Linked DNA regions of Homo sapiens: all the other regions are linked to region 1. A link is a loop called in an ENCODE intact Hi-C map of the cell type or tissue named here. Cell type or tissue: OCI-LY7. All regions are shown on one strand.

The links. Peaks named below come from ENCODE experiments on the same cell type or tissue, not always from the same donor. Only the 100,000 strongest peaks of a DNase experiment are listed, where the experiment ranks them.
Region 2: it touches region 1 in a loop (7-fold over the local background); 52 of 110 quality-filtered maps call a loop at or near these places.
Region 3: it touches region 1 in a loop (10-fold over the local background); 18 of 110 quality-filtered maps call a loop at or near these places.

Annotation. Positions count from the first base shown.
Region 1 is chr12:108,801,561-108,806,560 of GRCh38, forward strand. SSH1 (slingshot protein phosphatase 1) reads right to left here. Exons shown (of 15, transcript NM_018984.4): 9 at 4,741-4,834; 10 at 3,496-3,624; 11 at 762-808. It overlaps LOC101929204 (a long non-coding RNA gene), which reads left to right and starts at 570. Exons shown (of 4, transcript XR_945329.3): 1 at 570-974. RefSeq lists enhancers at 36-989, 4,034-5,000. In OCI-LY7, CTCF peaks have their summits at 2,142 (motif pointing left) and 2,347; a DNase peak (open chromatin) is centred at 2,121.
Region 2 is chr12:108,948,944-108,953,943 of GRCh38, forward strand. The region is part of intron 6 of SVOP (SV2 related protein); the gene reads right to left. Among named protein-coding and RNA genes, the nearest start is that of SVOP, 70 kb to the right of the region's middle. In OCI-LY7, a CTCF peak has its summit at 2,388 (motif pointing left); a DNase peak (open chromatin) is centred at 2,358.
Region 3 is chr12:108,610,309-108,615,308 of GRCh38, forward strand. No RefSeq gene overlaps it. Among named protein-coding and RNA genes, the nearest start is that of TMEM119, 15 kb to the left of the region's middle. In OCI-LY7, a CTCF peak has its summit at 2,008 (motif pointing right); a DNase peak (open chromatin) is centred at 2,033.

The DNA.
Region 1 (5,000 bases):
CACAGAAGAGTATGGCCTTACGTTTTAAGAATACTTTCTGTTGAAAGAATGCATCTTAACCGGTAGTTCTAAAGATGTATTTTAAGATTTGTTTAGTCTTGATTTTTAAACGTGGTAATTCTAGAATGTCATCATGTCAGGCCCACAGAACGGTGATTTTGTGGCTGTGTTGTTTTAAAAAAAAAAAAAAAAAAAGTCCAGACATCTGTTCTTGAAGGTCTAGATTGAAACATTTTTCATCCCTGCTGAGTGTTTGTCAGACTACGACAGGCATATGCTTCTGGCCAACACTGAGCGTAAAGTTGCAAGATTCCCACCAGGCCCCAAAGCATTAGCTCAGATAGAGCCCAAAGTGGCCCAGGGATCAGGGTTGCTGACTAACGCAACAGCCAGCAGACCTCTGCGTCCACACTAGGGTTTGCAGCAACTGTGCGGGGCAGGGAAGCGGGGTGGGGGTGAGGCAGCACAGAGCCTAATCAATATCCAGGCGGTCCTACAGCAATTAGAGTGTAATTTTAAGTTTTCCTCAATCCACACGATCACGCGAGACTTCGGCACAATCTAAACTCCATGAATTATTCAGGGCGTGGTGTTTGGAAGCACATCTGTTTAGCTATGCACATCAACCCCTGGCAGCCACTTCAGAGACCAGGGTGCAGGCAATTACAGGCAGGCAGCCCCAAGGTCTCCCCCTCCATGGCAGAGTGGAGGGTTTCTAAGCTGCCTGGAAGGACAGGGAAAGACAAGGGGAGGAGACTCACCCTGAGCCCTGCAGTTCCTCCAGATTGGATGCATTCCATTCAGAGCCCTGGGAGACAGATCACACAAGCTCCTGTGAGTGTCACATGTCAGCCTCAGAGCTGCTCAGGGGATGCATGGTTTGCCCTAGCTCTGGCGGTGAGGTCTTATTTCATGGCCCCATTGGCCTCAGAGAACAGAGAGAACCAGCGGCTGATATTCAAGGAGATTCCTGAGTGAGTACTCAGAGCATGAGAGGAAGGGAGGGAGGGACGGAGGGAGGGAAGGGTCCCGGCCCTCACTGGCCCCTTGGCCTTAGGGAAACAGCAAGTCCAGGAAAACCTGCTCTCCGTCTCCCCACTTCCTTTCCTAAGAGTCCAGTGGGGGGGGGTCCTGTAAGCAGAGGCAATGACCTGCGACCTCCCACCCAGGGAAGGGCACGTTCACAAGCCACTAATTAAAGCAGGAATCGTTCTACCTTCTGGGAAGTATTTTGGCAATACTGAAAAAGTTCCCACCCTCTGACCCAGTAATTCCACTTACAAAAAGCTATCCTGAGGAAATAATCAGAACTCACACAGTGATTTAGGTAGGAGGATATTTATAATTATTTGTAATAAACCAGTGGAAACCACCCAAACGTCCAAAGGGAAAAAATGAGTAAAATAAATGAGGCTGGATCTTCATGATGGAGTCTTTAAAACAAATAAATTTTGCAGAATATTTAATGACACAGGCAAATACCATGTAAGGAAAAAAAATTTTAAGAGAGGAGGATACAGGACTATATAAACATAAACAGTATGATCCTTTCTTTCTTTGTGCGTTTTCAAAGAAGCTATATATGCATTTTAAAAACCCAAAAAAACAGAAGATGGGAAAATAAATATGCCAAAATGTTAACAGGGACTACCTCTGGATTTGCGAGATCGGGAATGCTTTTTTCTTCTTTAGATTTATTTCTATTTTCAGACTTTCTGCAACATGTTTTAATTTAGTACTTTTAAAAAATGGTATCATTGAAAAACCTTCCACTCCCAAGCATTCAAAGGACATGGAACGGGGGAAAAAAAAAAAGAAAAGAAAAAATGATCACTTTCCTCTTAGGAAATGCAAACAACATAGTATCATAAAGAGCAAAAGAATCCACCTTTGTCTTCCTTGAAACTTCCTTTCCCAAGTTCCCAAGAGGGCAGACCCCTCAGGACCAGGGGTGGCAGGGCCCTGAGCAAGCTGGCAATGTGCGACACTAGCTGAATTTTCATATTTGAGGGAGAGGCCCAAACATAAAAATTCCTTTAGTATCTCTCATGGAAAAAGTGACATAAAGCACTGAACCACACTAAAAACATAACGCGAGTGCCGCTGAAGCTGAGACTGTCCTCTTGCTGTGACTGCCACCTAGTGGAGAAAGAAGGAAGGTGCCTTCTGTTCCCTTCTCACCAGGGAAATCAACAGACTTCCAGGGAGATCAGTGCCCAGGACTGCCCACACTTTCAAATCCACACATGTACATACATTTTAATCAATCACTATGAAATCTATATAGATTTGTATACAGAAATGTATTAAAAAATATACATATCTACTTATCTACATAGATATCATGACATATACATAACTCTTAATTACTTCCTACAGAAAACAAAGTCTTTCTTGTCTCTAGTAGTAAATTTACTTCCTTAGCTTTCCCAGGAAGCACTTTCTCCTCTAACAATGGTTACCATTAGTTAGCACCTGCAAAAACTGTACTCGGTGCTTTAAATATGTATTTTTAATTTTATTTTATTAAAAAAAATATTTTTTAGAGACAAGGTCTCACTATGTTGCCCAGGCTGGCTTCCAACTCCTAGGCTAAAGCTATCCTCCCCCTCAGCCTCCTGAGTAGCTGGGACTACAGGCATAAGCCACTGTGCCCAGTTTGTATTTCATTTAATCCTCATAGTCATCCCTTGGGGTATAGGATGAAGAAAAAAAGAGGAAAAGTGACTTCTTCCAAGTCACATAGCCGCTGAGGCTGAGGAGTGGGAATCCCGGCCCTGGTGGGCCCTGATTTTCATTACACCACTAGGCCTCTCTAATTTTAGTAACGTGCCTTCCTCTATAGCCTCTCTGACTTTGACAACTTGCCAGTTGCCTTCTATGGATATTCACAGCATTAAAACAATCTGAGCTAGCCGTGGAGGTGCACAGAAATCAGTACAACCCACCCAGAGCTACAGGACCCGGGTGAGGGCTTCCAGCGGCCCTGGAGCCGTGCATGGAAAAGCTGTCTGGACAAGCTCAGCGGGAGCTCCGTGTCAGCTGTGTGATCTCTCCTCCCTGTTGTTTCTCATGTCTCAGGATGCCTAGGCATAATTCTGGGGTTTGGTGAGGACACTTCCTTTAGTAACTGGGGTTTTTTAGCCCACAAACCACTTGGAAGTAACTGGATGGGGCCTATGTGTTAGTGGCTGAAGAAGACAAAGGGTTTGCAAGAGTCTGAAACACATGCCAGTTGACTACGCCAAATAGCTCCCAAACAACTCCCCGCAGCTCAGCTGGAAGCCACGTCTCAAACAGCTGGCTCAAGAGCAGATCAGCAGGCTGCAGGCCAGAGAAGGGGCCAAAGAGGGGAGCTCCTGCCAGCCAGGATGGAGGCTCTGGCAACTCAAGTTTTTTGCCTGCTTTTTCTCCCGGACTTGCTACAAACTCTTAAACAACCAGGGTCTGATTTATGTCCCCCAAACCAGATACTGCCAGGGCCATGCCTCTTACGAGATAAAGATGATCGAAGATAAGGGAGGGCTTGTCCATCTGTCCCAAGATAAGTAGCATCTCATTGTCTATAAATTCCTTGAGTTCCTTCAAGTTACAATTCATCTGTTTCTCTAATTCATTACGAATCTGTGGAGTAGAAAATATTAGGAAAAGTGATTTGTTAAAGAAAACAATCGTCCACCTCAAAAGAATTAAAGTTACAATGGAAACTGTGCCTATTTCCAAAAAAGGTGGGTGTTTTTTCTCTTTCAGAGTAATACATTTAGATACACGCAACATACATGCGTGGGTGGCAGGAATGCAGGTTATTCAGCTTAGAAGTAAACCCAACTGGGTAAAGTTTATTATTTCAAATAAGGAATTTGATTTCCATGAGATCTCTTCTACCAAGTTTAAACTTACTTTTACTTTTATAATTAAATGTCAAATACATCAAATAATCTAAAATCAGTTCTATCTTTCTTGGAAAGATATCACAATATGATTTTTAAAAAATGTATTCATTAATTAAAAGACAGGGCTGGATGGAGTGGCTCATGCCTGTAATCCCGGCACTCTGGGAGGCCTTGGTGGGAGGATTGCTTGAGGCCAGGAGTTCAAGACCAGCCTGGTCAACACAGGAAGACCAAGTCTCTTAAAAAAAAAAAAAAGATTATAAATGAACTTTTAAAATGTCAATTTTAACTTCTTAGATCCATCCAGTTGAATCTCTCATTGTAATTCATTGCATGCTTTGAATAAAAAGCAATGGAAAAAAAAGTGATCCAGGAAAAAACATGAAAAGGTAAAAAGGTAGAGAGAAATTATTCTAGAATTTGATACTTGCAGGTCAAGCTGTCATCCTGTGGAGAAATAAGTCTGCTGTCTCTTCCATAAAACCCAAGGTAATAGGGAGCAGAAGAGAGAACAAGGGGGTGTTATTAAAACAGATCAATGCTTCTCGGTGCAGTCTGTGGATCTCATGGACTTCTCCCCAAAGGCCATATAGGTGAGGCTCACAAAGGTCAAGAAATTCACTCAATGTCTCATAGCCGATAAGCGGCAGATCTGGACTCAAACTGGAGTCTGACTCCGAGGCCTGATACAATTGTAGAACGAGGCAGAAAAAAGCCTCCGGGGGCTGATACCAGAGGACAGGTAAAGACAACCAGATGTTGGGCCTGCTTTTGCTGCACTTTCGGGAGCAGGACACATGGAGGCTGCATGACCTCTGACCTGCAATGAAGGGAGGAGTTGTCTTACCTCTTTGGAAGTCACATTTTCTAGATCCTGGCTCATCATGATGCTTCGGAGCTTGGCTTTGATGAGGCGCTCGGTCCTTTCCCCTTCAGTGGGCCTGGAAAGAAATGACGTTTAGGAGAGCAAGGAGCTGTAGAAAGCTTGTGGTCGGAGGTTACAGGAATGCCAGATGCTCCTGGGTCTAAACAGAACACGGCTTGGCAAGGAGAGCACGCTTCTTGGTGTGCATGTTCTCAGGCAGCAGGGAGAGGTGCACAGAAAAC
Region 2 (5,000 bases), 150 kb after region 1:
CATGTTTACCTTTCCTTTACCAAATCGAAGTCAAACTACTAATCATGCAAAAATGTGCAGCAGGATATTCTAAGGGCAAAGCTATTTCTGTCCTTAGAGATCGAGGATTTGTTTTTATAACAAACCTATAACGTATATCATGAAGTCTTTTCATTCTGTTTTTTTGTTTAGTTATAGAGTATTATATGAATGCAATCTCATTGTAAAATAATTTAGCAATACATAAGCATGCAGAGTATATGATGATTCTTCCTCTCCCTATGACCCCAACTCCCATTCCTCTCCCCCAAAGCCATAACTACTAATCAGAGTTTGCTTTGCAATCTTTCAGCTTTTTTTTTGCCCACACAGAGTCTCACTCTCTCATCCAGGCTGGAGTGCAGTGGTGCGATCTCAGGCTCACTGCAACCTCTGCCTCCCAGGTTCAAGTGATTCTCCTGCCTCAGCCCAAGTAGCTGGGATTACAGGTGCATGCCACAATGCCCAGCTAATTTTTTTGTATTTTTAATAGAGATGGGGTTTCGCCATGTTGGCCAGGCTGGTCTCGAACTCCTGACCTCAAGTGATCCACCCACCTCAGCCTCCCAAAGTGCTGGGATTACAGGCATGAGCTACTGTGCCTGGCCTGCAATCTTTCAGCCTCTTTTCTATGAAAAAAATAAATACATAAATTTAACTAACATGCTATTTCTTTCTTTTTCCCTTCTCTTTCCTTCCCTCTCTCCTACCTTTTCCTCCCTCCCTTACTTCTTTCCTTCTTTTTTTTTTTCTTAACATACACAGCACACTGTCAGCGTTCCACCCAAACATCCCCATTCTTAGCATGTCCACGCATGCCAGTCCACCTTCTAACTGCCAGTACCTGTGACCCTTTCCAGAGAACTTTCTCTGGTCAGTAAAGCTTGGCTGGCCAGCCTTTGTGGCAGGCCAGAAGTGCCGAAGAATTTAAACTTCCCGGGAGTAGCCCTCACTGGACAGTTCCCTCATCCTTGAAGTGGGACCATTTGGAGGACCTGCGGCTGAGTCTCCCAGAGGAAACTTCTTGCTCTTAAATTTCTGTGTTAGGTTCCGCTTCAGTAAGACAATATGGAAATCTTTTCATGTTAATAGAGGTAGATCTACAGCTTTATTTATTTTTGAGACAGGGTTTTGTTCTGTCACCCAGGCTGGAGTGTAATGGTGCAATCATAGCTCACTGCAGCCTTGAGCTCCTGGGCTCAAAGATTCTCCTGCCTCAGGCTCCCAAGTAGCTGGGATGACAGGCATGCACCAACATGCCCAGCTAATTTTTCTTTTTCTTTCTTTTTTTTTTTTTTGTAGACATGGAGTCTCACTATTTTGTCCAGGCTGGTCTCACACTCCTGGGCTCAAGCAATCCTCCTGCATTTGCCTCCCAAAGTGCTGGAACTACAGGCATGAGCCACCATGCCTGGCCAAGAATTACTCTTTTTTTCTTTTGAGACAGCGTCTCATTCTGTCACCCAGGCTGGAGTGCAGTGGCACGATAATGGCTTACTGCAGCCTTGACCTCCTGGGGTAGATGATCCTCCCACCTCAGCGTCCTGAGTAGCTGGGACTACAGGTGTGCACCACCACACTTGGCTAATTTTTGTATTTTTTGTAGAGACAAGGTTTCACCATGTTGCCCAGGCTGGTCTTGAATGCCTGAGTCAAGCGATCCACCTGCTTCAGCTTCCTTCTGAAGTGCTGGGATTGCAGGCATGAGCCACCATGCCCAGCTGAGCATTATTCTTAGCAGCTGCATAGTCTTCCTCACCTCGGTAGTATCATCATTTATTTAACTGCCCCCTAATTATGAATGCTTAGGTTGTGTTCAATTTCTTGCTTTTGCCACCTGTGCCACAAGAAACATCTTTTCCTATAATTGTTGTGCCCCATATTTGGCCATTATTTACAGCAGTTCATTATGAAAGCAAGCTACTTGATCTTTATCCAAAGTATGGCAATTATTATAATCAGACTGAAAAATAAAAGAATGAGCAATGAAATTAGCAATGCCAAGAATCAGCTGATTCTGGCATAAATAAATTCCCACTGCAAATAATCACATTTACAGCACTGGGCAATTAGAGGCTTGCCATTTGGATCACGTGTTTGGAAAGCAAGAACCTGTGATCTCAGCCTGGCATTTTTGCCTGGTCTTTGGAGGAACGAGGACAGGCTTTGTGTATAAGCTCATTGTAGACACCAATTTGAAGATCATTCTGAGGCAGGTTTCAAGGTAGAACAGCTGGGCAGCTACCTGAGGTACTGTCTTTAAGAGCAGCTAAAACACAAGTAGGGCGTGGGTTACCTTACTCCAGGTTTCCCACCGCAGCCGCTTACATAAATGGTGTTTGGCTGCGGTGCATGGCGCCCTCTACTGGAGGTAAAAAACACATGGGCCCAGTGCCAACCTGTATTGATGTTTTCGTGGAGAGACACGGGGCAATAACAGGTGATTATCATTTGTTATTTGTTGGTGCTTATTTGCATTTCCTAAATTTGGTAAAACAAAAGTATATTGTCTCTAATGACAAAAATAAAATTGTATTTAATTCCCTTGCTTGAATTAAAGTCTATTCCTTCTTGATGTCCCTCCGTAGAGAGAAAGTGTAATTAATCTGGGATTCTACATGTGATTCCTCTTATCTGCCTTAAAGGGTCTAGAAAACTGTTAAGAACCACCAGCCTACACTCCAGAGTCATTCTCCAAGTCAGTACCAGAAACGCCGTGGATATAAATGATTTAACAGGACCTTCTGACTATATATGCCTGAAACCCCTTTGAAATTGTTGTTCAACATGGTAAGGGCTTTGGCACCAGACACACCTGGATTTGAACCCAGTTGCAACTGGTTTGCCAAAGTTGCTCCAATATTTTCCGTCCCGGTATCTATGCACCTTTGCAGTATGACTGCAGCACATCCCATCAAGAGTTCATTTTCCCCTCCTGGGGATCTGTGTGGCCTTGTGACTTGCTTTGACCACCAGAATGTAGCAGAAATGATGTTATGCTAGTTCCAAGTATAGGCCTCAAGAAGGTTTGTGGCTTCTTCTTGCTGCCTTTGACCCCTGTTCAGATGCCATGGGACCAGGTGCCTGGGTGCCCCATGATTCAGTGGACTGAAGACACATGAGCAAGTCCCATGGAGTCTAGAGGAGCCACCAAACTGCCTCACTGCAGAATCATGAGTTGAATTAATCATTGTTTTAAACCATGAATGCAAAGGTGGTTTGTTACAAAGTAGAAGCAAACCCTACATTCCACTTTTTTTTCTTTTCTCTTTTTTTTTTTTTTTTTTTTTTGAGTCAGAGTCTCACTCTGTTCCCCAGGCTGGAGTGTAGTGGTACGATCTTGGCTCACCGCAACCTCTAACCCCCAGGTTCAAGTGATTCTCCTGCCTCAGCCTCCCAAGTAGCTAGGATTACAGGTGTGCACCACCACGCCTGGCTAATTTTTATATTTTTTAGTAGAGATGGGGTTTTGCCATGTTGTACAGGCTGGTCTCAAACTCCTGGCCTCAAGTGATCCACCTGCCTCAGCCTCCCAAAGTGCTGGAATTACAGGCATAAGCAACTGTGCCCAGGCCCCCTACACTACACTTAATAACTATCTGGCCAGGCACGGTGGCTCACACCTGTAATCCCAACACTTTGGGAGGCCAAGATGGGAGGATCACTTGAGTTCAAGAACAGCCTGGGTAACACAGTGAGACCGCCCACCCTGTGCCCTGCAGCCCATCTCAACAAAAAATTTTAAAAATTAGCTGGGCGTGGTGGCACACATCTGTACTCCTAGCTACTCCAGAGGCTGTGGTGGGAGGATCCCTTGAGACTGGAAGTTTGAGGCTGCAGGGAGGTATGATCGTGTTGCTGTACTCCAGCCTTGGCAACAGAGCGAAATCCGGTTTCAAAAATAATAATAATAACTATCTGACCTCCAGCAAGTCCCTTGTGAGTTCTAAGCCTCAGTTTTCACATCTGTCATACGGGGATAAAACAGTTGTTCAATGGACCAAGTAAGTTAGTCTGAGCAGAACATTTAGCAAAGTGCCCAGCACTTGGTAAGCTCCATTATTATATCTACTTTGGGGAAAGAAAGAAAAGAATGAGGAAGGGAGGAGAGAAGGAGGGTTGTAGAAAAGCACAGATCAGCGTAGAGGAATGGGCTCCTTAATGATCTAATTGACTTTTTTTTTTTTTTTTCTTTTTTTTTTTTGAGACAGAGTTTCACTCTTGTTGGCCAGGCTGGAGTGCAATGGCATGAACTCGGCTCACTGCAACCTCCACCTCCTGGGTTCAAGCGATTCTCCTGCCTCAGCCTCCCAAGTAGCTGGGATTACAGGCATGTGCCACCACGCCCAACTAATTTTGTATTTATAGTAGAGGCAGGGTTTCTCCATGTTGGTCAGGCTGGTCTCAAACTCCCGACCTCGGGTGATCTGCCCGCCTCAGCCTCCCAAAGTGCTTGGATTACAGGCGTGATCACCACGCCCGGCCCTAATTGACATTTATACTTAAAATTCAGAGTACATTACAAGGACTTCTGGTTGTTGAGCTTTTAAGAATTATACAGCAAAATCTTTTTCATCTGGTTTTATGAGTTGCTGCAATAGGATAAAGCTATTGTAAATTAATGGAAACTTTTAATTGCATTTAATCACATCAAAATATCTCCAACTAAATGTTTCTAAATAATGAACTTAAGGGAGCCATTTTTATAACTAGATAGGAACATTGTATAATTTAAGACATTATTTTTATGTAAGTGGATAGAGTTACAGTGGTGGGAAGCCAGTGGCTCTCTTGGGTGGCTAAATATTTCTTCTGCAATTTTGTTTCTAGTTTTTATTTGCCCTCCTCACAGATAAAACAGATATTTAGGCTGGGCGTGGTGGCTGATGCCTGTAATCCCAGCACTTTGGGAGGCTGAGGCAGGCGAATCGCTTGAGGTCAGGAGTTCGAGACCAGCCTGGTCAACATGGTGAAACCCCGTC
Region 3 (5,000 bases), 190 kb before region 1:
GCACCAGGCAGGGACAGGGAGAGAGTGGACATGAGGGACACAGGCCCCACCCACAGGCAGCGCAAATCAATCTATCAACATCACTCTGACCGTCACCAGTGCCTTGAAAGGAAAAGGGGGTGTCCTAGTGAATATCTGGGGGCAGGGCTGCAGAGTGGGCCTCTCTGAGAAGGTGACATCCAAGCTGAGGCCTACAGGATGAGAAGATGCCAGCTGTGCAGATATCTGGGAACAGGGCCCCAGGCAGAAGAAACAGCAAGGGCAAAGGCCCTGAGGCAGCACTACCTGAAAAAGAGCAAGAGAGCTCGTGGAGCCGGTGCAGAGTGGGAGGTGACGGGAGCTTTTCTTCACCCGTCCAAGCTAGATGACTGTCAACAGATGAGATGGCATCTGAGCTGGGCAGGAGTCAGGGCCCAGAAGCTTCTGCTGATAGGATCAGACAATCCTGCTAGCCCACGCATTTGTTTGTATCCAGAAATTTGCGGAGGGGCTACTGAACCTCTCAGGAAAATCAGTTGAAGCCTCTCCCTCTCAGGGGCTTGGAGGTCGGGCACAAAGCCAGATAACAGGGACTCCAGAAAGAGCTACCTCAAGGGAGTAGTGGGCATCTCAGAACCAGGGCTGAGACTGACCACCGTTGTGAGAACTCACCCTCACTCGGCCACCCTGGCAGGGTCCCTGTGCCTGTGAAAGGGGCTGTGCTTGTGCCACTTTTGTGCTTAGGTCTCCCTGCCATGGGGCCCTTTCCTTTCTCCTTTTTTCTTGGCAGGAGCAGCAATAAGGCTGTCCCGACGCACATCTCGGCGTGGCGTTCTGGTTCTGCCAACCTTGGGCATAGGTGTGCCCAGTTCTGGGGGGCCCTGTGTGTGTGCTAGAAAAGAGGCAGCAACCACTGCAGCCCTCCAGCCACCAAGGGATGCACAACAACCATGTTCATGATGACACAGAAGCATCTCTGGGTTTCCAGAAATCTTTGGGAAGGGGGGTTCTGGGAATCCCACACTGCCGAAGGGGAAGCCACAGAGCTGGGTTTCTCTACCACGGCACTTTTGGACTTCTGTGCTGTGGGGGGCTGTCCTGTGCACTGTGGGATGTCGAGCAGCATCCCTGACCACCACCCACCAGATGCCCACGATCGTGACAACCAAACACGTCTCCAGACATGGCCAAATGTCCCCTAGGGAGCAAAATCATCCCCGGGGAAGAACCACTAGCTCAGAGCACTCCTGTTTGGGCATTAATAACTAAAGGATAAAGCCTGGGGCCACTAGATTTCCTAACACTTTGGGTTTCTTTCTGTCCATTTGGGAATATTAGGAAAACACAGAAAAGTTGAAAGAAGCAAATTAAGCTCACCCAAAATCCTACCCTCAGTGACTAACCTCTCTCAATAATTTGGTATATTTCCTTCTGGTCATGTTTTCTTCATACTTGATAATCCTACTAGCCACGATTTATGGAGGACTTACCTTATAGCCACGATTTATGGAGGACTTACCTTATAGCCACGATTTATGGAGGACTTAACCTTCTAGCGACTATTTACGGAGGACTTACTTTCTGCAAGGCATCATGCTAAGTACTTTCCATGCCAGTCTCATTAAATCCCCACAACACCCCTGCAAGATGATACTATTATTATCCCATTTCACAGATGAAAAAACTAAGGCTCAGAGTTCATTTAACATCATGTCAAGGGCATTTTTCCATATTATCCTTCAAAAACATCATTTTCAATTGCTGAATCATGTTTGATTGATCATACACCTGGGGCTGCCTTATTTTCTTTACCTCTTCCAAGTTGCTGGAATATTCCACAAACATTTCTGAGTCACCTACTCTGGGCTAGGATCACACTAGAGGCTGAGGGCAAAGATGAGTCACAATTCCTTCCCACAAGCACACAGCATTTTATGCCCAGGGACTGTGTGGGCGAGTGCATGAGTGAGGGGTCGAGAGACCTTGTGCCCCTAAATGCTCAGCAATCAGGTCTCTGTCCACTTCTGCCCCCAGGGGGCGGTACAGCATGATCACCACAAAAGTCCTCAAGGCTAACCATGTTTCGACCCTAATTCACACGACACCTCAAACACAGAGGTTTGATCTTTTGTCGACTGTCTCTAGAGGCAGTTGGGCTACGTCAGTGAAAGACATTAGAAAGAGTTGTTCACCAGTGGCTCATGCCTGTAATCCCAGCACTCTGGGAGGCCGAGGTGGGGCGGATCACTTGAGGCCAGGAGTTCCAGACCAAGCTGATCAACATGGCGAAACCCCATCTCTACTAAAAATACAAAAAATTAGCTGGGTATGGTGGTGCACACCTGTAATCCCAGCTACTTGGGAGGCTGAGGCATGAGAATCGCTTGGACCCAGGAGGCAGAGGTTGCAGTGAGCTGAGATTGTGCCACTGCACTCCAGCCTGGGAGATAGAGCGTGACTGTGTCTCAAAAAAAAAAAAAAAAAAAAGTTGTTCACACAGGAGCTGTTTGTCATTACCTGGTTTCTCTCCCAGTGGATATAAAAAATATCCCATCACGTGGGGTGTGAGAACATCTTTGCCATTACCAAGAGGTGTCATATCGGCAAAGGCTCACATCCTTTTCTGAGGAATGCCACCTCTCCCCACAGCTGCAGGTCCCGCCTCTGGGCAGACGTTCTCACAGTCCTGCCTCCAGGTTTTCCCTCTCTCCCAAGCTGCAGCCTTCTGCTGCCTGGTGGGAGGCCTCTCTCAGGGCAGTACCCATTACATCAACCAGGTTCATTCACCTGCACTCTGCAGGCCAGGCTGGAGTGCGGTGGTGCAATCATAACTCACTGCAGCCTTGACCTACCAGGATCAAGGGATCCTCCCACCTCAGCTTCCTGAGTACCTGGGACTGCAGGTGTGCGCCACCATGCCAGGCTAATTACTTAAATTTGTAGAGATGGGGTCTCGCTATGTTGCCCAACCCAGGCTGGTTTCGAACTCCTGGCTCAAGTGATCCTCACGCCTCAGCTTCCCACAGTGTTGGAGTCACAAGCGTGAGCCACGGTAACATACAATCTGGCCAGGCTGTATGTTATATTGTGTGATTCCGATGATAAGTTCTGGAAAAGACCAGTGGTTACCCTTGGTGGGGAGGGAATGATTTGGAGGGACTTGCAGGGACCCTGTAATATGATAGAAACTTGTCTTATTTGGGGGAGCCATTGATAGTCTCTGAGCAGGGGAACAGCCACAGAAGGTAAGGACATTCACAGGGGACTTCCAGGAGGTGTGGCTTCCTTGGGCTTCCCGGTCACTCAGTCCCTGGGAGGGGCAGGGACAGCAGCTGTGGAAGCTCCAAGGAGCATGCCCAAGGCCCTCTGCCCTCACACACGCCTTGGCAGACCTCTGGGCTCACACAGCCTTGGGAATTCCCCCCAGTTCTGCTTCTGGCTCCTTGAAGCTGTCCCTCCAGCGGGGAACTAATACAGACGTCTCCCATCTCATAGAAGGAGAAATCGGGGCCTGAGAAGGCGGTGGCATGCCCAAGGTCTCATAGAGTGAGTCCAGGGGTGGTGGAAGGACGCAGCCCCCTCTGCTCCCTCAGCAATCTTTGGCACCACCTCCTCCCCGGCACCCAGCTCTGTAGAGGCTTCGTGAATGGGCAGTGCCCAGTGACTGCCTCCCAGTGACCCCCTCTCCCAGTTGGGGATGCTGTGAGCACAGAGTGGCCTCCAGAGAGGAGCTCTGTGGCTGATGAGAAGTCACGCCAGGACCTGGCTTGGAGAATTGGAGATTTGGAGATTTGGGGACTTCCCAGCCCCTTCTCAAGGAGCCAGCCTTTGGTGGCTGGTGGCCCCAGAAAGTCTTAGGAGTTTACTCCCGAATCTGTGATTTTTCATGCTGTGTGGCCTTAGGCAAGTCACTGAACCTCTCTGGGCCTCCATTTGCTCATCCATAAAATGGGGTTGAGAATAAGACCTAACCTCACAGGGTAGGTCGACTTCTGCTATTGTCAAGGGTAATTGTTTACAGTGCCCCGGGCCCTATGAGCATCCCATGTTACAGATGAGGACTGTGAGCCTTGGAGAGACACATGGCAAAGACAGAACCAGGCATCAGACTGACTTCTGTCTCCTTCCCAAGTCTTCTGGGGAATGAAAAATCCCTGCCTTGTGTGACTCTTATCTGAGTGGGAAGGACACATAAGCAGTGGCCACTTGATGGCATAAGCAGACACAGAGACGCCCATTCTACACATGGAAAGATTGAGGCCCCAGATGGAGGAGGAATAACCTGGAGTTAACTGTTGGCCAACCAAGCTGGTCTCTGTGCCCAGGACTGGGGCAAAGACGGGGTGAAATACTGCCCCGCAGCAAGTAGGGTGATGGGGGTGAGCAAAGGAGGAGCCCAGAGACATGGCTGGATCCAAAAAGATCTCCAGGGCCTGGGGGAGCTGAGCCCTAAAAGTGGAAACAAAAGGCAGAGAGGGCAGGAGCCGTGGGGCATGGGTGAGGAGGAGTGAGAGGGCCGGTTTGCCCAGACAGGCAGACATATAGGTGAGTGGGCAGCGAGTGAGGAAGCTGGAAACTTCTTGTGGACTTGGGCACTGGGGAGCCATTGATAGTCTCTGAGCAGGGGAACAGCCGCAGAAGGTAAGGACATTCACAGGGGACCTCAAAAGATGTGGCTTCCTTGGGCCTCCCCGTCACCCAGTCCCTGGGAGGGGCAGGGACAGCAGCTGTGGGAGCTCCAAGGAGCATGCCCAAGGCCCCCTGCTCTCACACATGCCTTGGCCGACCTCTGGGTTCACACAGCCTTGTGAATTCACCTGCTTGCCTGCTTGCTTATTGGTTTGCTTGCTTCTTGGGGTATATTTTACACACAGTAAAAAGCACCAATTGTAAAAATGCAGTTCAGTGAGTTTTGGCAAATGCAGACACCCGTATGACAACCAACCAGACCAAAATAAAACATGTTTCCATCATACCAGAGGGTTCCTGCAAGCCGCTGCTAATCATTTCCCACCCCCAAG